Regions from separate parts of the Homo sapiens genome. Here all the other regions are linked to region 3. A link is a loop called in an ENCODE intact Hi-C map of the cell type or tissue named here. Cell type or tissue: B cell. All regions are shown on one strand. Links, peaks and the distances in the headings refer to the core of each region. The heading gives the core; the rest is flanking DNA.

Region 1 (6,886 bases), core at 784-5,783, 120 kb before region 3:
ACATCCCTTATACAAATGAAAATCACTTACTGCCTCCCTCAAAATAGCCTCAGATTTTAGCAGTCACTACATCCAGTTCCAAGCCCAGGGAGTCTTGTTGATGCCTATTCCTAGTTCTGCCCAGTCTTGTCTTGATATCTTTGTAGATTAGCTTGTAATGTTATCAATCACCAACACATATTTTTTTTTTTTTTTTTGAGATGGAATTTTGCTCTGTCACCCAGGCTGGAGTGTAGTGGCTCAATCTCAGCTCACTGCAACCTCTACCTCCCAGGTGGAAGCAATTCTTATGCCTCAGCCTCATGAGTGGCTGGGACCACAGGCACGCACCACCACGCTTGGCTAATTTTTGTATTTTTTTTTTTTAGTAGAAACGGGGTTTCACCATGTTGGCTGGGCTGGTCTCGAGCGCCTGACCTCAAGTGATCTGCCCGCCTCGGCCTCCCAAAGTTCTGGGATTACAGGCATGAGCCACCGTGCCCGGCCAACACATCATTTACTAAAAAAAAAAAGAGAGAGAGAGAAAAAAGAGAAATCAGTTAAGATATATGAATATATTTAGGAAAAATCAAGGAAAGAAATATGGAAAGAGGCTACCATTCTCATTTCCACAACTAATCAGAAGGCTGTGGGTATTTATGACTTCTGTCCTCTCTACTAGTTCTGTGGTCTCTTTGCCTTTAGGCAGAACCTCAGCTGGTCAGTATATGACCCAAATCTCATTTCTGAGAGATCCAAGCTTTTGGTGGTCCTGCCTGTTCAAGGGGTTAAAGATGTCTTTCATTAACTTTTAGTTCTGATCATGGTTTCATGAGGATGCACCCCAGGGGATCCCCTCTGTACCATCAATATGCCTCTTGACCCCAGTGTGTAACTACAATCTTATTTCTTCACAAAAATCAGGATTAATGACTCAATACCATAACTTACCATAACTTCTTTTTTCCCCGTTGATCTACTGCAGTGAGGAACCCAAAGTGGCCAGTGGCCATCTCACCCTAAACTGTTGTTCCTACTGGTGGAATATTTCTCACCAGCAGAGCTCAGAGTTGATGTAGTGGGGAGAATAATAGTTCCCAAAGATATCCACATCTTAATCCTCAAAACCTATGAATATGTTACATGATAAGAGGGAATTAAGGTTGCAGATGGAATTAAGGTTGCTAATTAGCTGGCCTGAAGATGGGAAAATGATCCTCTATTATCTAAGTGGGCCCAATGTAATCACCAGTGGTTACCTTCTAAAAGCAAGAGGGAGGCAGGAGAGTCAGTATTAGAGCACTCCATCATGGGAAAGATTCGACCAGCCATTGCTGGCTTTGAAAGGGGGGCCATGAGCCAAGAAATGTGGGTAACCTCCAGAAGTTAAAAAAGCCAAGGGAACAGGCAAGATTTGTCACCTAGGGCCTCCAAAAGTAACACAGCCCTGTCCACACCTTAATTTTAGCCCAGTGAGACCCATTTTGGATTTCTGCACTCCAGAGCTGTAAGATAATAAATATGTGTTGTTTTTTACTTTCCAAGTTTGTAGTAATTTGTTAAGGATACAAGTGTATTTTTTTTTTTTTTTGAGAAACTGTCCCACTCTGTTGGCCGGGCTGGCATGATCATGGCTCACTGCAGCCTCAACCTCCTGGGCTCAAGCAATCCTCCCACCCCTCAGCCTCCCAAGTAGCTGAGACTATAGGTATATGCCACCACACCCTGCTAATTTTTTGTACTTTTTGTTGGGACTGGATTTTGCCATGTTCCCCAGGCTGGTCTTGAACTCCTGGGCCCAAGAGATTCCCTTGCCTCAGCCTCCCAAAGTGCCGGGGTTACAGGTGTGAGCTACCACGCCCAGCCACAAGTGTAACTGTAATAGGTACCACCTCACCTATATATCTCATCCCCACCCTTGTATATTTTTGGTTATGAGAGAAATGCTCCACATCGTTGGTCACTATTTCAGAGCTTATGTCACATTCTGTAGGATACCACTCTAATCTTTTTTTTTCTTTCTTTCTTTGAGACAGAGTTTTGCTCTTGTCACCCAGGCTGGAGTACAATGGTGCGATTGCGGCTCACTGCAACCTCCAGCTCCTGGGTTCAAGCTATTCTTCTGCCTCAGCCTCCCGAGTGGCTGGGATTACGGGCATGTGCCAAACACGCTTGGCTAATTTTGTGTTTTTAGTAGAGATGGGGTTTCACCATGTTGGTCAGGCTGGTCTCGAACTCCTGACCTCAAGTGATCCACCCGCCTTGGCCTCCCAAAGTGCTGGGATTACAGGCGTGAGCCACCGTACCCGGCTGATACCGCTATGATCTTATGAGATGTTGTCTCCAGTTGGCAAAATAAAAACTAAGACCTCAGTAAGCCTATTCTATAAGACTAGCTGGAATATACAATAAAACTAAATAAGGAATCCCAGAAGAGTTGAATTGTGTATCCCAGCTGTCTTACTTCTTCCACCGTAAAAGTACTCCCTTGGCCAAAAGCATCATTGTGTGGGATGTCATGTTGAATGCCTTATGAGTCATTCAGTAAGTTTCTGGATGGTGCTGGCAAAAATACAGTGAGTAGGAAAAATATATAGAAATTTAAAGTAAGTTTCTTCTACAATGAAGATAAATTACTGCCCTGTCCATGAAGGAAGAGGTCCAAACTGGCAGTAGCAGGTCAATCTTAGTGTGAGAACGTCCACGTGATTGAGCCTTTACACTCAACATGCATTGCCTCCATCAGTGGTCCCATGGTCACTTTGTTCACAAGCTCATACAGCACACTCTGGTGTAACTAGGGGAAAGGGTGGATACCATCCATAGAGCAGTTCATCTTCTCTACCTGATTGTTGATAACCCTCTTCTACTCACGAGGCACAAATGTTCTCATTATAGTAGATTGGTTTTCTCAACATACGTTCTAAACTCCTTAGACTGGTTTTCTCAACATACATTCTAAACTCCTTCGTACCTTTCTATACTGAGAGTCTAGAAAGATAAAAGCTGTATTTCTCAGATCCTATTACAGTTATGGTTTCAGGTGTAATTGAGATTTTTGCCAATCAGGTATATTCCCATGAGACTTGAATGTGAAACCCAGTTAACTGAGTGATGTGGAGAAAGAGGCAGGATATGAAGTATTCACTTTGCTGCTGTGAATCATGACAGAGGAAGTGTGGTTCTGTGGTTACCGACGTGCTGATTTGCTGGTTTCCTGCAGTGGAAGCCATAGCTTACCCAAGCATAGCAGAATCAGTGAGATTCTGGGTGTGGGGAGTGCTCTTACAAGCTCCACCTAAAGCTTCTTCCCCTACCCCTTACAAATATTGTGTAAGCCACACGTGATCCCTGGTAATAACGCCCTTCTCCCTTAAATTAAGTAGAGTGGTATCTGTGGTCTGCAACTGAATCATGACAGATACTGTCACATTTGGGAACCATTTTAAGAAGTTCTTCCACATTATACTTCTCCAACTTCATTTTAATATCACTTCTAACTCCCTAATCATCTAGCCAAACCATTAACCTCAGACTCTTTTTTTTTTTTTTTTTTTTTGAGATGGAGTCTCGCTCTGTCACCCAGGCCGGAGTGCAGTGGCGCGATCTCAGCTCCCTGCAAGCTCTGCCTCCCAGGTTCACGCAGCTGGAACTACAGGTGCGTGCCGCCATGCCTGGCTAATTTTTTTGGGGTTTTTTTTGTATTTTTTAGTAGAGACGGGGTTTCACCATGCTAGGCAGGATGATCTCGATCTCCTGACCTCGTGATCCACCTGCCTCGGCCTCCCAAAGTGCTGGGATTACAGGCATGAGCCACCGGGCCCGGCCAAATCAGTGTAGACTCTTAACCTGTTTCTCCTTCTGGGAAAACTGGTCAGGTAGTTGTATTTCTTGAAGTCCTGACTATCCTCAGTGTCCTTCAGGGTCACCCTTGATTGGGGGCCACAGTATCACAGCAGCCCATTTCTTTCTAATGCCAGCACATTAGGTGAAGACAGCTACAAACTAATCATGACTTTATTCCACTGCAGTCTGGTAACAAGGCCCATTTCATTGGTTATAGTGGTAGATGAAATAGCAATGCAGCAGAAGTAGTGGTGTGGGTGCTAGGAGCCATTTGTGTTTTCAGGATCTGCTGTGGCCTCATTTTGTGTATGTCATTTCTACTTGATAATGGATCCATGTCCTAGGTATGAACCAGCTTTATACCTAGGAAGACCAGATGATAGCCAGTTCATGATTATGCTGTGATCATGCTGGGTTCCATGATCATGCTGTGTCCGTGGCCCAGCAGCAAGCTGAGAGCTGATTCTCAAAGAGAGAATATTTACCTGCCAAAAGGCATGCTCAGAGGGCCTCTGCTATGATTATTCTATCAGGACATGCCATAGATGATAAAGTACCTCAGTCTGCCACAAACACTTTGAACATTATAAGGATCGCAAGGACTAAGTTGCACTGCAGACTGGACCAGCTGGAGAACCTTTTCTTCCTCTGAATCTCACTCAAGTATGGCTTCATTTCAAGTGACCAGATAAGGAGGTCAGAGCAGTAACCCAAATATGATCAATGTTGTCTCTAAATTCACCTAAGTGATGTGACTCTTTTGGTTTAGGGGTAGGTAGCACAAGTAAAGCAACTTGTCCTTCATTTTGAAGGGAGCACCTGTATGCAAGATCACTAAACATCAAGAAATATCAGTGAAGTGAAAAGCCTTTGTACTTGAACCTCCCTACCTTCCGGTATACATATATTTCCTAAAGCGTGTAAGATACTTGCTATTTTTTACTCCATATGCCCTATTAGTTTGATGTCATGAGTTCAGTGGGCCAGCATATCTTGTGAGATGGTAAGATGGGTCAGGATCCCTATGTGCTAACTTGTAGCAGAGTCAGAAAGTTCATGTAACCATGAGACAGTGTAGATTGATGTGTGTTATATCTGTTGTTTTCTGCTATTAAGCCAAAGAAAAATACTTCACTGGATTAATGTCTTCCTTTTCAATTGCATTTATTTGTTTATTTATTTATTTTACCTTCTTGCCTTCATCAATGTCTTGTTTGTATTTCGTACTTTTCTCTCTCTCTCTCTCTTTCTCTTTCTTTTCATTTTTTAAGAGATAGGGGCCGGGTGCAGTTGCTCATACCTGTAATCCCAGCACTTTGGGAGGCCGAGGCAGGTGGATCACCTGAGGTCAGGAGTTCAAGACCAGCCTGGCCAATATGGTGAAACCCCGTCTGTACTGAAAATACAAAAATTAGCTGGGTGTGGTGGCAGGCACCTGTAATCCCAGCATTTTGGGAGGCTGAGGCAGGAAAATTGCTTGAACCCAAGAGGTGGAGGTTGCAGTGAACTGAGATCAAACCACTGCACTCCAGCCTGGGTGACAGAGCAAGACTCTATCTCAGAAAAAAGAGAGAGAGAGAGAGAGAGAGAGATGGGGTATTCTGTGTTGCCCAGGCTGGTCTCAAACTCCTGGGCTCAAGTGATCCTCCCACCTCAGCCTCCCGAAATGCTGGGATTATGACTGTGAGCCACCATGTGTGGCATCCCTTTCTTTTCACTAACACTCTCTCAAAATAGATGTAACCATTCTTCTGACTTCTAATATCCTTGATCAGTTTTTCTGATTCTTGAACTTCATACACTGGCAGTGTATAAGCACTATACCTGCTCCAGATTCTTGCCAAATATTGGTATTGTCAGGTTTTCTTTTTAATGTAAGCCTTTCTAGTAGATGTAGTACTGTTCTGTGTTTTCTTAGATTCAATTCTGTATTTGTGTATTTGGTATCCATTAATCATAGGGCCAAACTGCCAGCCAAAGTTGTTTACATGTCCCCTGGATCCAGCTTTCACAAGCACACAAAAATCCTCCAACAAATCCTGACATAGAAAACTGTGTTTTCTTAGCAGATGTGATCGTATAGTTTTGTAACCTCATTACTATTATAAATGTAAATAATTCTCATACTTTCTCACCTCTAGAGGGAGCTTCTTTCACAGTTATTCTTGTTCTTTGGCAGCAGTTTAAATGAGGCCAGACTCAATCTCTTTTTGAAAATAAACCTAGCAGAGTTAGGGGTCTTTAGGTTTTCCATCATGCCAATCACTCTCTTCTCATTTGAAGAGACAGTATGAATACTATAAGTATTCACAAACATAGAAATACTGGGCCAGGTGCAGTGGCTCACACTTGTAATCCCAGCACTTTGGGAGGCCAAGGTGGGTGGATCACCTGAGGTCAGGAGTTCGAGACCAGCTTGACCAATATGGTGAAACCTTATCTTTACTAAAAATACAAAAATTAGCCGTGCATGGTGGTGCCTGCCTGTAATCCCAGCTACTCAGGTGGCTGAGGCCCGAGAATCACTTGAACCTGAGAGGCAGAGGTTGCAGTGAGCTGAGATTGCGCCACTGCACTCCAGCCTGGGCGACAGAGTGAGACCCCGTCTCACAACAAACAAACAAAGAAACAAACAAACAAAAAAACACAGTAGGTTTATTTTGAAAGTAATTTTCCCAGGACAAGAGTTTTACATGACCTCCTTTTCAAAGTATACTTCCAATGAATTCACATTAATAGAAAACAGTACAGAGTAAGTTGATAATTATGAATCGTCAGCAAGTCTCCATTTTGCACAAATGGAAATGGAGAAAACAAGATTGATATTTTCCTAAATGTTTTCAATTTAACGCTGCATCATATCAGAGTCTTGGAATTCATTTTATAAAGTGAAAGGATATTTCTCTCTCTGTTGCTTCAAGGAAGAGGGAACATTTTCATTTCCTTTGTAGACACGTTTTTGTTAATTTTTGACACTTGCTTTTTTATAGCCAGTCTCTGAAATGTCATTAGGTAGCATTAAATAGTAAATTCAAGCCTTTAGATCTCAATTTAACTGGCT
Region 2 (6,886 bases), core at 1,324-6,323, 280 kb before region 3:
AGGAGCTGAGGGCTGGGTCCATAGAAAGCCAGGAGGGAGGCTTGGGGTGCTCACCGCGGCCAGACTGCGGGCGGAACAGGCACAGGATCCGCTTGTTAAAGGCCACGGCCCGGCCCAGCTCATAGCCTACACCCAAGGATGGCTGTGTCACTTCTGCCACGACCACTGGGAGGAAAGATGAGAGGAAGCCTCAGCATTGGGGGCACTTGAGGTTCATAAGGAAGACGACGGTGTGGCTGTGGTGAGGAGGGAACTCTGGGAGTCCCTTCTAGGTGTGGAGGCTGGGATGTCCAGGGGAACCCAGCACTCCAGAGGAGTTAGGTGCTGGAAGGAGGGAGCGCCACTCACCGTCCGCCTGCTGCAGCCACTCCAGGTCCTGCTCATGGATGAGCCTGTCACCCCCAGCAGCCTCTTCCCCTGTGTTGAGGGAAAGCTGGTCAAGGACATGCCTCATGCTGGCTCCCAGTAACTCCTATGCCCTTGTATGTCCATACCCACCCTGCTCAGGGAGGGTGGGAGCCTTGTGCCAGATGACCTGACCAAACATGACAATCTCATCAAAGCAGCGAGGAAATGGAATAGCCACAAAAAGAAAAATTCAACCCTATGCAAGGTGGGACATGTGATTAGGGCCGAATGAGGAACATCAGCAGCACTAACTGTGGATGACATTGATTAGGGAAAGGTGCATGGGCACTTAGCCAAAAGTAGGAGAGGCATCCTAGGCCCAGAAGGTAGGGATCTCGGGTCTTAGCTTGATTAAATGTTATCTTCCAGGACAGTGAGGCTCAGCCCACCGCATCAGGGTAGGACCACTGGGGAGCTTGTTAGAAGTACAGATTCCAGGGCCAGGCGCGGTGGCTCATGCCTGTAATCCCAGCACTTTGGGAGGCTGGGGCGGGTGGATCACTTGAGGTCAGGAGTTCAAAACCAGCCTGGCCAACATGGTGAAACCCCATCTTTACTAAAAATACAAAAATTAGCTGGGTGTGGTGGTGCACACCTGTAATCCCAGCAACTTGGGAGGCTGAAGCAGGAGAATCACTTGAACCCAGGAGGCGGAAGTTGCAGTGAGCTGAGATCGCACCACTGCACTCCAGCCTGGGCAACAGAGCAAAACTCCATCTTAAAAAAAACAAGAAAAAGTACAGATTCGGGCCAGGCGCGGTGGCTCACGCCTGTAATCCCAGCACTTTGGGAGGCCAAGGCGGTAGGATCACGAGGTCAGGAGTTTGAGACCAGTCTGGCCAACATGGTGGAACCCCATCTCCACTAAAAATTAAAAAATTAGCCAGGCGTGGTAGCAGGCGCCTGTAATCCCAGCTACTCGGGAGGCTGAGGCAGGAAAATTGCTTGAACCTGGGAGGAGGAGGTTGCAATGAGCGGAGATCACTCCACTGCACTCCACCCTGGGCGACAGAGCAAGACTCTGTCTTGGGGGAAAAAAAAAAGTACATATTCGAAGGCTTTATCCCAGATGATCAGAACCTGCATTTTTAACAGGCTCCCTCAGATGACACTAAAGACCTGGAGAGCCACCAGGCAGTCTGGATATACCATGAACTAATGAGCTGTAAGCTTCAGGGTCCTCCACTTGCACAGGCCCTTTCCAAACCATCAGCAACTTTGTATTGTGATTTTTGTCTTTTTAAAGAGGTCTCCCAGAATTGCATGAGGTCCCACAAATTGTGGGTCTGCTCTTGGGTAGGATAAGTGGAAACCACTTAAGGTTTTCTGAGCAGAAGCACAAGCATTCAAGATACAATTTTCAAACTGGAAGGATCTGCAAGATTCCAGACCAGCACATCAAATATGCTTTAGAGAAATCCAGCCAGACTCAGCGGCTCATGTCTGTAATCCCAACACTTTGGGAGGCTGAGGCAGGCAGATCACTTGGGCTCAGGAGTTCAAGACCAGCCTGGCCAACATGGCAAAATCCCGTCCCTATAAAAAATACAAAACTTAACCAGGTATGGCGGCACACACCTGTAGTCCCAGCTACTTGGGAGGCTGAGGTGGGAGGATTGCTCAAGCCCGGGAGGCAGAGGTTAGCAGTGAGCTGAGATTTTGCCACTGCACTCCAGCATGGGTAATAGAACAAGACTGTTTCCAAATAAATAACTAAATAAATAGAAAGAGAAAGAAAAACCCAGCAGCCAGGAGCAGAACACAATAATGGCCTGAAAGAGAATATGAGGCCAGCATGGGGGCTCACATCTATAGTCCCAGCACTTCGGGAGGCCTGAGGCGGGAGGATCACTTGAGGCTAGGAGGTCGGGACCAGACTGGGCAACATAGTGAGACTCCCAATCTCTACAGAAAAATTTTGAGCCAGGCATGGTGTCGTGCCCCTGCAGTCCTTGCTAATAGGAGGCTGAGGCTGGAGGATCATGAGTTTAGGAAGCCGAGGCTGCAGTGAGCTATGATCGCACCACTGCACTCCAGCCTGGGCGACAGAGAGGCCCTTGTATCAACAAAACAAAAATGTGAGAGAGGGTAATAGTGAGAACTGGGGTCAGCCAGGTCTAAAAGAGTGCTGATGTCTTCACAGAAAAAGGGGAGGCAGGCCCTGGGCGGTGGCTCCTGTCTGTAATCCCAGCACTTTGGGAGGCCGAGGCGGGCAGATCACCTGAGGTCAGGAGTTCGAAACCAGCCTGACCAATATGGTGAAACACCGTCTCTACTAAAAATACAAAAAGTAGCCGGGTGTGGTGACGCGTGCCTGTAGTCCCAGCTACTCGGGAGGCTGAGGCAAGAGAATCACTTGAACCCGGGAGGTCGAGGTTGCAGTGAGCCGAGATCACGCAACTGCACTCCAGCCTGGGCGACAGAGTGAGATTCCGTTTCAAAAACAAAACAAAACAAAACAAAAAAAGTTGGTGGGGAGGCAGGAGGATACCTTTCGTGTTGGGTGGTGGAAAAGATTCCAGCGGGTGAGGTGGGAACTGAGCCCAAGCAAAGCAGCCCAATCTACCTTCTTTCTGTTGCACCCTACAAACGCTCTGAAAGCAGCTGAAGACAGAGTTCTCCAAGAAGGAACCAAAGGTCAAGATAATGCTGAGTCTGCCTTACACCCGCAGGCTTGCTGGGACCCACGCAGCCCGAGCCCCGGCCCGTTTCCTTCTCGGGCTGGGGCGCTGGATGGAGCACCGGGGTAGGAGGGCGGGCTCCGGGCGCCGGGAGCGCAGCTGCCGGGGGTCGGGGGGGCGGACAGGCCGGGTCCCTGCCACCCCAGCCAGGTCCGCGCCCGCGTCCCCGCGTCCCGCGGCCCCAGGGCCTCACCGCGCGCGCCCAGCTCGGCGGCCGCCACGTGCTCGGTGAGCACTGTCCCGAATCGCCGCAGCCGAGACACGATCCGCTCGTACAGCGTCCTGTCCTCGCGTCCGCCGCGAATGCTCCCGCAGAAGTACAGGGCCGGGCGGCCAGGCTCCCCGCGCTCCCAGCTCTCGCTGCGCCCCGGCACCATGGCAGCAGCCATTCCCCAGCCGCCCGCGCTCTCCGGCGCCAGGGGGCGCCAGCCCGCGGCCACGTGACCCCGCCCGGCCCAGCGCAGAGCCCGGCTGCTGAGTCCACACCTGTGGAATGGGGACGACGAACTGGGAGGATCCAGCCGGGACCCTTTCGGGAACACACCCTTCCTGGACTTGACGTTCGGATGCCTAACACGCACCTTAACTTGACCTTGTCCAGGCAGAACTCGAGGGCTTCCCCACCTCACCCGCTTCTGCTCCCCTCCTCCCCGCCGTCTTCCCCAGCTGCATCCTCCCAGCTGCTCAGGCCCAAGACCCTCGGAGTCATCTGGATCGTTCCCTTTCTCTCAAACTCTGCGTCCCATCCATTGACAACTCGTGTGGATTCGTCCTTCCAAATCTGAAATCTCACGACCGCCTACAGGGCCACCACCCTGGTCTAAGCCTCCTCTGGGCTCTCCACAGCCTCCTAACAGGTGTCCACATGTCGTGAGCTGCTCAAGGTCAGACAGAACCAGGTCCACCCACCTTTGTGTCTGTCCACAAGATCAGGTTTTTACTGATGCTATTTCAATCACAAAAGCTAGGCGTCACACGGAGTTCCCAAGAAGTCAGTTCTCCTTAGGACCACCTGTTCACTCGGTAGTCAGAGCCGCGGGCATGCAAGCTGGAGCCACTCCACAAGTCAGACTGTATTGCAAACCATCCATAGTATTATATGTAAGGATATAAATGTTACAGGTTAAAATTTCACATCAAACACAAGAACATTTAACATCAAGAGAAAAGGGGTTAACGAACCAGTCCAAGGAGAGTGCTGTGGACAGAGTCCCGGCCTGATGGGGATAGTCATCAAGAGCTTGCAAGGAAGAGTCCTTGATTTGGGCAGAGCCTTCAGAGGCAGACACCAGGTGCTGGGCACGAGTGATAGCAAGACTCGGTCTGTTAAGGTGGCCGTGTCTAGCTGCTGAAGTCCTGATCATTTTATGGTCCTTGAGTCCTCTGATGAGGACTTATAGTAAAGGGTGATGCCCTTATCTGGTTGGGTGTTGTCTCCATTGGTTAGGCGAACATCTGGACCCTGTTGGCTTGATGCCTTTTGAAATGTAAGATGAAGTTTTTTAAAACTTTATTTATTTATTTATTTATTATTTTTGGTGACAAGGTCCCTGTCGCCCACACTGGAGTGCAGAGGCACGATCATTGCTCACTGCAGCCTCAAACTCGTGCCTCAAGTTTGAGGGTTCAAGGAATCCTCCCACCTCAGCTTCCTGAGTAGCTAGGACTACAGGCACGTGCCACCATGCTGAGCTAATAAAAAAAAAATTGGCTGGGCTCGGTGGCTCATGTCTGTAATCCCAGCACTTTGGGAGGCCGAGGTGGGCAGATCACGAGGTCAGGAGATCGAGACCATCCTGGCTAACGCGGTGAAACCCCGTCTCTACTAAAAATACAAAAAGTTAGCCAGGCGTGGTGGCACACTCCTGTAGTCCCAGCTACTCCAGAGGCTGAGGCTGGAGAATCGCTTGAACCCGGGAGGCAGAGGTTGCAGTGAGCCAAGATCACGCCACTGCACTCCAGCCTAGGCAACAGAGTGAAACTCCATCTCAAAAAAAAAAAAATTGTAGAGACGAGGTCTCACTATGTTTCCACGGCTGGTCTCAAAACTCCTAGACCCAAGCAATCCCCCTACCTCAGCCTCCCAAAGCGCTGGGATTACAGGCATAAGCGAATGTGCCCAGTGATGGAGTCTTTCTAAGATGGAATTACTTATGTCAAGGGTTCTCTATACACCTCCCCTGGCCCTTCCCTGCTACAGTTTGCTCTCCACTCAGCAGCTTGAGTGATCTAGGTCATGACCCTCCTCTGCTCAAAACCCTCCAGTGGTTCCCATCTCACTTGGGGTAAAAACTGAAAACCTCACAGTAGCTCACAAGGCTCCAGATGATCCTGTCACCCTCTTACTTCCCTAACTCCAGCTTCTATTACTTTCATTCACTTCTCTGCCACCTCACTGGCTTCCTGGCTGTTCCTTAAGCATGTCAGCCATGCCCTTGCCTCAGAGTCTTTGCATTTGCTGTTCCCTCTGCCCGGAACACTGTTCTCCCAGGTAGCTTCCTGGCTCACTCCTCATTTCCTTCAAGTCTTTGTTCACACTTCACCTTCCCTGATCACCCTATTCAATATGGCAGCCCTCCATCCCCCAGTACTCTCTATCACCCTTCCCTACCTTGCCTTTTCTCCTTCTCATACACCATATAACTTATTAATTTTGTTGCATGTTTTTCTATACCTAGTAGAAGGTCGTTCACTGCTGTATTCCTGCTTTCTTTCTTTTCTTTCTTTCCTTCTTTCTCTTTCTTTCTTCTTTCTTTCTTTTTCTTTCTTTCCTTCCTTCCTCCCTCCCGTCCTTCCTTTCCTTCCTTCCTTCCTCCTTCTTTCTTCTTTCTTTCTTTCTTTTTCTTTCTTTCTCCTTCTTTCTTCCTTCTTTCCCCTTCCTTCCTTCCTCTCTCTCTCTTCTTTCTTTCCCTTCCTCCCTCCCTTCCTTCCTCCCTTTCTTTCTTTCTCTTTTTTTCTCTTTCTTTCTTTTCTTTCTTAAGAGATGGTGTCTTGCTCTGTCACCCAGGCTGGAGTGCAGTGTCATGGTCACAGCTCACTGCAGCCTCAAACTCTTAGGATCAAGCAATCCTCCCTCATCATCCTCCTGAATAGCTGGGACTACAGGCGAGTGCCACCATGCCTGGCTAATTTTTTATAGAAATGGGGTCTCACTATGTTGCCCAGGCTTATCTTAAACTCCTGGGCTCAAGCAATCCTCCCACCTCAGCCTCCCAAAGTACTGGGATTACAGGTGTGAGCCACTGTGCCTAGCCTATCCCTGGTTTCTAGAACTATGCCTGGCACATAAGAAACATTTATTAAATATTTGTTGAATGAATGAGTGGTTTAAATGAGAGGATGTATTTCACAGCACTTCACAGTCTGCTCAGCCCTGTAGTAAGTAGGCTGATAGAGGCGGTATCTTCAGGGAGACAGGCAAGCACTCATTGTTCACCAATACTGATTTCATCCTCATTTTATTATGACAATCACAAATATATGACAAAACCTTCAAATGGAACAAGAGAGTATGCAGTGGAAAGAAAGTCCTGAGACCCCAGCCCCACTCCCCAGAGGAAAGCTCCATCAGTGTTTTCTTCCGTATTCTTCCTGAAAGATAAAATACTGAAGTATGCGAGTGCAGAGAAGATGCAACAATATGTATATTTTTAATGCTAAGATACAAAAGGGAGATAGAGATTTCAGAGTATTTCTGCCCACTGCTCTGCTGGGCCCAGCTAGGTATACACGGACCATGGGGCAAACATGAAGACACAGCTGCACACCTGTCCCTCCACCTCCGGGTGCCCTCTCTC
Region 3 (6,886 bases), core at 953-5,952:
TCCAGTGGCAGCAAGCCCAGGCTGTGGGAGTGGGGAGGGGAGGCTGCAGATCCAGTCCCTGAACTGGAGATCAGAAGGCTACTTTTGAGCCTGCAGCTTGCTCCCTGCTCAACAAGGTGCCCTGGCTGCCACCGCGCCCTGCTTCCTCTTCCCTCTCCTAGCCTGATGCTGGAAACAGCTGCACACATAGGAGGCTTCAGCCCCCTGGTTTGCAGTTACTGCCGTTGAGGTACCAGCTGCCTTGCCTGGTGCCCAGAGCCCCTGGAACCTCAGGGGATGGACAGCTCTTATACTGCCTGTGTCCTGGGCCCAGGTGGCAGGAAGTCATGCTAAGAAAGCCCCCACCCCACAGCCAGTCCAGAGAGCGGGAGAGATGCCCAGTCTCCTTCTGTCTGTCCGTCATTTGTCTCTGCTCTGTCCGCCTTGGCTGCCCTAGCACCTGTGGCCTCTTGTGTCTCCAGGATGGGAGGAGGTGGAGGGAGAGGAAGGGCTGGCTAGAGTGTGGGCTGGGTTAACCTCAAGTCTGTGCTTCAGATCAAGAAGGCTGAGATGGATAGGAAGACGCTGGACTGGGAGATTGTGGAGCTGACCAACAAGCTGCTGGATGCCAAGAACACCATCAACAAGCTGGAAGAGCTCAATGTATGTGCGCTTCACTACTCGGGCCTTCCTCACCTGGGGCTAGCTTTGTCCTGGCTCGGCCCTGCTTCCTTGGAGAGGGCTGGGCTGGGCTCTGAAACAGGTCTGTGTCTGTAGGAGCGGTACCGGCTGGACTGCAACCTGGCTGTACAGCTCCTCAAGTGCAACAAGTCCCACTTCCGAAACCACAAGTTTGCCGATGTGAGTAGAACTCACCCCCTCCCTGCCCACATAGACCATTCCGGCCACTGTAGGACTCCTCTAACTCCAGTTTCTGCACCTCTCTCTGTCCTCCTCTTCCCACTTTGCCCTCCTCTTGCCTCCATGTCACCTCTCAAGCCAGTCAACTCTGCCACTGGTTGGTGTCCCGTGTACTGTCCAGGGCCCATCACTAGTTCTGGGGGGCCAGCCCTGTTGGTTTCTGTAACAGAGACAGAGAGAGAAGATCCTGGGCAGGAAGGAGAGGGTAGTCAGAGCTATCTGCCCAAAGAGTACTAAGAGAGGATTAGGCCCATCTGATCATGTTACCCCAAGGGGTAAACTCTAGACCCCACAGCTTCAGGCCCAAGGTTTATGTGGCCTGCAGAAGTAGAAGAAGTAGAGGTATTTCTTTTTTTTTTTTTTTTTGAGACGGAGTCTTGCTCTGTCACCTAGGCTGGAGTGCAGTGGCACAATCTCGGCTCACTGCAACCTCCGCCTCCCGGCTTCAAGCAATTCTCCTGCTTCAGCCTCCCAAGTAGCTGGAATTATAGGCGCCCACCACCACGCCTGGCTAATTTTTTTGTCTTTTTAGTAGAGATGGGGTTTCATCGTGTTAGCCAGGATGGTCTCGATCTCCTGACCTCGTGATCCACCCGCCTCGGCCTCCCAAAGTGCTGGGATTACAGGCATGAGCCACTGTGCCCGGCCCAGAAGTAGAGGTATTTCTAAGGCTACTGGTCTATGCAGATTCTCCAAACTTAAGTATGGTTTGGGCAGAAGCTGGGAGATAGAAGTTTGAGAACATGCTGGCTGCAGCAGCAGATCCGGGTTTAAATCTTGGCCAAGTTAACCAAAGCTTTGAGTTGTCTTCCCCTCTCCAGGCCTATGTGTCTGTGAAGTGAGGGTATACACACTGGCATGCTGTAAGAACAGGAGATAGCAGAGTGCTGAGTACACAGAGGTACTTAAAGGTGGGAGCCATTACTTTCGCCATGAGTCAAGTTATCTTTGGCTGCGATCATTGATGTCTCTCTTTCCTGCTCTTTTACCTCAGCTGCCCTGTGAGCTACAGGACATGGTTCGGAAACATTTGCACAGTGGTCAAGAGGCCGCCAGCCCAGGTCCTGCTCCCAGCCTAGCCCCAGGGGCTGTGGTGCCTACCTCAGTCATTGCCCGAGTGTTAGAGAAGCCGGAGTCTCTACTGCTCAATTCAGCCCAGTCAGGCAGCGCCGGGCGCCCCTTGGCTGAGGATGTCTTTGTGCATGTGGACATGAGTGAGGGTGTCCCAGGTGATCCAGCCAGTCCCCCGGCCCCTGGCAGCCCCACCCCACAACCCAATGGGGAGTGCCACTCTCTGGGTACTGCCAGGGGCTCCCCGGAGGAAGAGCTGCCCCTGCCAGCCTTTGAGAAGCTGAACCCCTACCCAACCCCGTCTCCACCACACCCACTGTATCCTGGCCGCAGGGTAATAGAGTTCTCTGAGGATAAGGTTCGGATCCCCCGCAACAGCCCCCTGCCCAACTGCACTTACGCTACCCGCCAGGCCATTTCCCTGAGCCTGGTAGAGGAGGGGAGTGAGCGGGCCCGCCCCAGCCCAGTGCCCAGCACCCCTGCCTCAGCCCAGGCCTCACCCCACCACCAGCCCAGCCCAGCACCCCTAACACTCAGTGCCCCAGCTAGCTCTGCCAGCTCTGAAGAGGACCTGCTGGTCAGCTGGCAGCGGGCATTTGTGGACCGTACTCCACCACCTGCTGCTGTGGCCCAGCGCACAGCCTTTGGACGCGATGCCCTCCCTGAGCTGCAGCGCCATTTTGCCCATAGCCCCGCTGACAGAGATGAGGTGGTCCAGGCACCTTCTGCCCGACCCGAAGAGAGTGAGCTTTTGCTACCCACAGAACCTGACTCTGGCTTTCCCAGGGAGGAAGAAGAGCTGAACCTGCCTATCAGTCCTGAGGAAGAGCGCCAGAGCCTGCTGCCCATTAACAGGGGCACAGAGGAGGGGCCAGGCACTTCCCACACCGAGGGCAGGGCCTGGCCACTCCCCAGCTCCAGTCGCCCCCAGCGCAGCCCCAAGAGGATGGGGGTTCACCACCTGCACCGCAAGGACAGCCTGACCCAGGCCCAGGAGCAGGGCAACCTGCTCAACTAGGGCCCCTGCTGGCCTTCCTGCCATTGCTGCACCAGGACTGCAAGGAGTCCCCACACCTTGGCAGCTCAGGGTCCCCAGTCCAAGCCCTTGACCTCTCCTCTATCCAGACCCGCACAGCTGTTTCCTGTGTGGATGGGGTCAGGTTGTGGGCCATGCCAGGCCTGTCAGCTGCGTTGACTGACTGCAGCAGCTTGCCTCATGGTTTTCCCTTTTTCTTAGAATATTTATTCTTCAGAGGTAACATGCAGTTGGGTCTCAAGACCTTTCCTCCAATCAGCCCAACCCAGCCCAGACTGGGCTTTTCTGGGGAGCTGAGGAGTTTATCAGTATTCATCTTCCATCCTTTCATAGTCACAAGTTTTGTTATTTTGTTTTTTTTTGGGGGTGATGGTGTAATTGTTAACCTCATTTCCGTTTCCTACCTGTTTGCTTCCCCCCCCAGTCCTCCGCATGAGCTGTTGCCCTCCAGGGGCCTGGCACAGCTGGCCTTGGGGACGAGGGAGAGGACTGATTCAGGGCCCCCTCAGCTGTCTCCTCCCTCCCTCTGGAAAGGAGGGTGGGGCTCAGGGGCCTCAAGCTGGGCTCTGTGTGAGGCCTGGCCCCCACTCCCAACCTTGGCTCTAGACTGTTACTCTTAAGCTTTGAGAAATTTTCACATTGATGACTATTTTAAAATCAAATAAAACTATTTTACTGGTATGGCCTAACTTGTCTTAATGACCTCCCCTCTCCCACTTTTCTCCCCATTCATAAGTATTCCCAGTCCTAGTCTCATCCTAGTCGGCTAGTGACTCCCCCTCGCCCCACTCTGCCTAGGGTTTCCCTAGGCACAGAGCATCAGGGAGCGGGAAAGGGGGCACCTTAAGTAACCTTAGCAGGGTTCCTGAGTCTTCCCTCGGAGGCAGGGACCATATCTTTATGGGGCTAGTGTAAGGTGTTGCCTCAGAGGCCTGGGTTCTAGGCCTGGCCAGGCCTATTTTGAGATCCTGGACCAGGTCACGCAGCTTAGAGCTTGGGCTGTGCGATGCTACTGCCCCCTAGTGGTGCTTACTGGTAGTTCCAATTCCTCCCCTACTGCCGGCCCCAAGTGACTACAGCCACACGACAGGTTGTGGAGTTCATAAAATCTTTTCCGAGCCAGCGGGTTGCAGCCAGAGCTGCCAAGTTCAAAGGCATTGCCGTGGGTTCAAGTGCCCCCCAAGGCTGTTGCTCAGTCACAGCTTCCAGAGCTTCCTTCCCACCACACTGCCAGGAGCTGCCAGAGCCCCCATGCAGCCCCTGACCCCAGTTCCCTCCCAAGTCCCAGGGCCTGACCCTGATATCTGGGGCAAGGTGCTCGGGACATAGATAAGTGAAATGGTGTGCAGAGGCCCAGTGGAGAGTCACATCTCGGTCTCAGCCAACAGACTGTCCCCTAGTCCTGACGTCATTAGCACCATCTGAGAGCTGGGATCTGTGGAAGGGCAGAGAAGTGTTCAGACCACCATTCCTTCCTCCAATGGGGACCACAGATAGGTGAGAGCCTAGGTTCTGCACACCCACTCTCCCTTGTCCCGAGCCTCTTCCAGACCTGGCTCTGATCAACCCTCTGGGTTCTTACCGCTGGGGCACATCCAGGAGCTGCTGCCTCTCTGGTGGGCAGCAGGCTCCCGCCCTCTCTCCCATTCCTGGGTGTCGCCAGCCCCTCCTGCCACTTCCTCCTCCTCCTCTCCCTCAGAGAGGAGGTCACAGATCTGTTGCTGCAGCTCTGGGCTAATGCTGTTCTCAGCCAACACCAGGCTCCGCAAAGCTGTGGGGTAATTTTCTACCATGTCCAGCAGGGTCTGAAGTGGGGAAGAATATGGAAAAGGATGAACACAGTTAAGGCAGGTCCTCAGACCTCAACCTGCCATGCCTTAGGTATGTCATCAGACACATAAACTAACCTCCACCCCATCCCCTGGCCGTGCCCAAACATGACGACTTCCCACCTGAGCTGACTGGTTGGTGAGCCCTGTGCCCTCCAAGTCTAGGACCTCTAGGGTACGACTAGAGGCCACAGCTACAGCCAGCATTCCTGCCACATGGTCACCTGGGGAGACAACACACGTGCACACATTCATACACATGCCTGCTAATCCTTACAGATAGCTTCCCCATTGCCTTAACAACTTTAGATACTAATCCCTGGCCAAGGAAACATGGACAATTGGTGGTGGTCAGGAAGGGATCATTGTGATTGGTGAGTGAAGGCACGAAGCAAGTTAGGCCCACGGGTGGTGACTGATGTTTTGATCTATTTGTTGGTCACCTGGTCCGCCACAAAGCTATCTCCTTGACCCCTGGGGGCTCCCGTTTCTCTTCCCTCTCCCAGTGTACGGGTTACCATGTCAACTGATGGTCCCAGGCTCTTGGATAGGGCATGAGGCAGTGACAGCCCAAGGGGGTATTCTTGAGCCTCACCCAGGGGGTTGTAATCCAGATTGAGGACGCGGACCTGGGAGCTGTGGGCCACGGCAATGGCAAGGCGGCTCCAGCCCTTAGGGGTGATGCCAGGGTTGGCACTCAGCGTTAGCTCCTTCAAGCCTGGGCAGCATCATAGCAAGAAACCAGAATAGGGAGGGTTAAGCCCTCCTCCAGCCCTTCCCCACAATCCCTGTGTCTCTGGGGTGTCCCTAGTGGCTGGGCACCACCTTACCCCCACCATAGAGGTCAAGAGCCATTAAGGAGGCCCATGCTTCCTCTGCCTGCCCCAGCCTGGATTCCTGAGTCTCCATGCTGCCCCCCGTCCTGCCCCTTCCTGAGAGGAGTAGAAAGATGTTCTCGCCCACATCATCAGAGCTCTGGGGCCACACCCCCTTCCCTCTGCATTTCGATTTTCATCACTGCCACACTAGCCCAAGCCCTCAACAGGGTCCTGCTCACCAGATTTGGCCCCATCTGGGGGCAGGAGGCCACAGATGAGGTTGATGGCTTCATCACCCAGCATGCAGTCCCCCAGGTCCAGAGCCACGAGGGCAGGGTGGAGGGCCAGGGCTGGGTTCAGCAAGGCCAGCCCCGCATCTGTCAGGGGGCTCCCATGCAGGCTGGAGGAGAGTGAGAGAGCAGGGTTACTGCAGTCCTCCGCACTATCTACATGGGAAAGGGGCACTTTCACTTCTGTCAGCCCTAGGTATGGGGAGGGCAGTCACAGCGCTTGAGAGGCCTGGAAAAGGAGAAGGAAAGTTCTAGATTCTCAGGGAATACAGATAGAGGGAGAATTCGGTTTGTTTTCTGGGGCAGGGATCCAGGACATTGCACAGGGAGGGGCAGAGAAGGGGTGGGTGGGTGGTGGACCGGAACTCTGCAGTGGGCAGGGCTCTCGTCCCCACGGGGATATTCCCCCTTGGGAACCAAGGAGCTGCCCCAGTGAAGTAAATGCAGATGATTAGGTGGGGAGGTACGGCCCCCACCTCATGTCAGGAACTGGTGGGTATCCCAACACGGCTAGGGTCGCGCGTGCAAAGTCCAAGCATGTGCTTGGAGGGTGCTGTGAAGGCATGGGCCGAGGCACGGTGTATGTGCATAAGGCATGTGAAGGTAGGATGGTACTGGAAGGAGTGTGGAGGAACAGGAGGTGCCAGGGGAGTGTATGGAAGGGTGCAGTGCCCGGGACCCCCTTGCGAGGGGGCGCACTCACAAGAGGGACTGGATGGAGCGGTTGGTCCGCAGAGCCTCAGCCAGCTGCTTGATGCGGCTGGGGCTGGACACGACGCCCAGGTTAAGGTTGAGCTGCGCCAGGGACGTGGCCCCGGCCAGGGCCCGGCAGATGCGGCCAAAGTCGCGGTCGCAGAGGCGGCAGCCGCGCAGTGAGAGCAGGCGCACGGCGTTGTCGCGAAGGCCGCGGCAGATGTCCCGCACCTCGGCGCCGGACAGCGG

Evidence for each region. Hi-C counts contacts between places; a loop is a spot of excess contacts. Peaks named below come from ENCODE experiments on the same cell type or tissue, not always from the same donor. Only the 100,000 strongest peaks of a DNase experiment are listed, where the experiment ranks them.
Region 1: a loop joins it to region 3, with 2.8 times the contacts of the local background. A loop is called at or near these places in 55 of 110 quality-filtered maps.
Region 2: it touches region 3 in a loop (11-fold over the local background); 8 of 110 quality-filtered maps call a loop at or near these places.

What each region holds. Positions count from the first base shown.
Region 1 is chr6:43,380,729-43,387,614 of GRCh38, forward strand. No RefSeq gene overlaps it. Among named protein-coding and RNA genes, the nearest start is that of ZNF318, 15 kb to the left of the region's middle. RefSeq lists an enhancer at 2,771-2,950. In B cell, for the core only: no CTCF peak of the experiment used is centred there; a DNase peak (open chromatin) is centred at 3,233; H3K4me3 peaks cover 2,236 bases; H3K27ac peaks cover 2,216 bases.
Region 2 is chr6:43,225,979-43,232,864 of GRCh38, forward strand. DNPH1 (2'-deoxynucleoside 5'-phosphate N-hydrolase 1) reads right to left here and starts at 3,503. Exons shown (of 4, transcript NM_006443.3): 1 at 3,283-3,503; 2 at 349-417; 3 at 55-165. The coding sequence starts at 3,478. RefSeq lists silencers at 3,112-3,301, 3,362-3,801 and an enhancer at 3,285-3,784. In B cell, for the core only: CTCF peaks have their summits at 3,527 (motif pointing right) and 3,727; a DNase peak (open chromatin) is centred at 3,503; H3K4me3 peaks cover 1,307 bases; H3K27ac peaks cover 1,273 bases; H3K27me3 peaks cover 545 bases.
Region 3 is chr6:43,502,867-43,509,752 of GRCh38, forward strand. TJAP1 (tight junction associated protein 1) reads left to right here. Exons shown (of 11, transcript NM_001350562.2): 9 at 535-642; 10 at 757-840; 11 at 1,895-3,688. The coding sequence ends at 2,989. It overlaps LRRC73 (leucine rich repeat containing 73), which reads right to left. Exons shown (of 6, transcript NM_001012974.4): 1 at 6,648-6,886; 2 at 5,894-6,054; 3 at 5,432-5,554; 4 at 4,960-5,060; 5 at 4,590-4,812; 6 at 4,102-4,442. The coding sequence ends at 4,372. Among named protein-coding and RNA genes, the nearest start is that of LRRC73, 4.0 kb to the right of the region's middle. In B cell, for the core only: CTCF peaks have their summits at 4,017 (motif pointing left) and 4,216; DNase peaks (open chromatin) are centred at 4,025, 5,005, 5,425, 5,465 and 1 weaker place; H3K27me3 peaks cover 1,017 bases.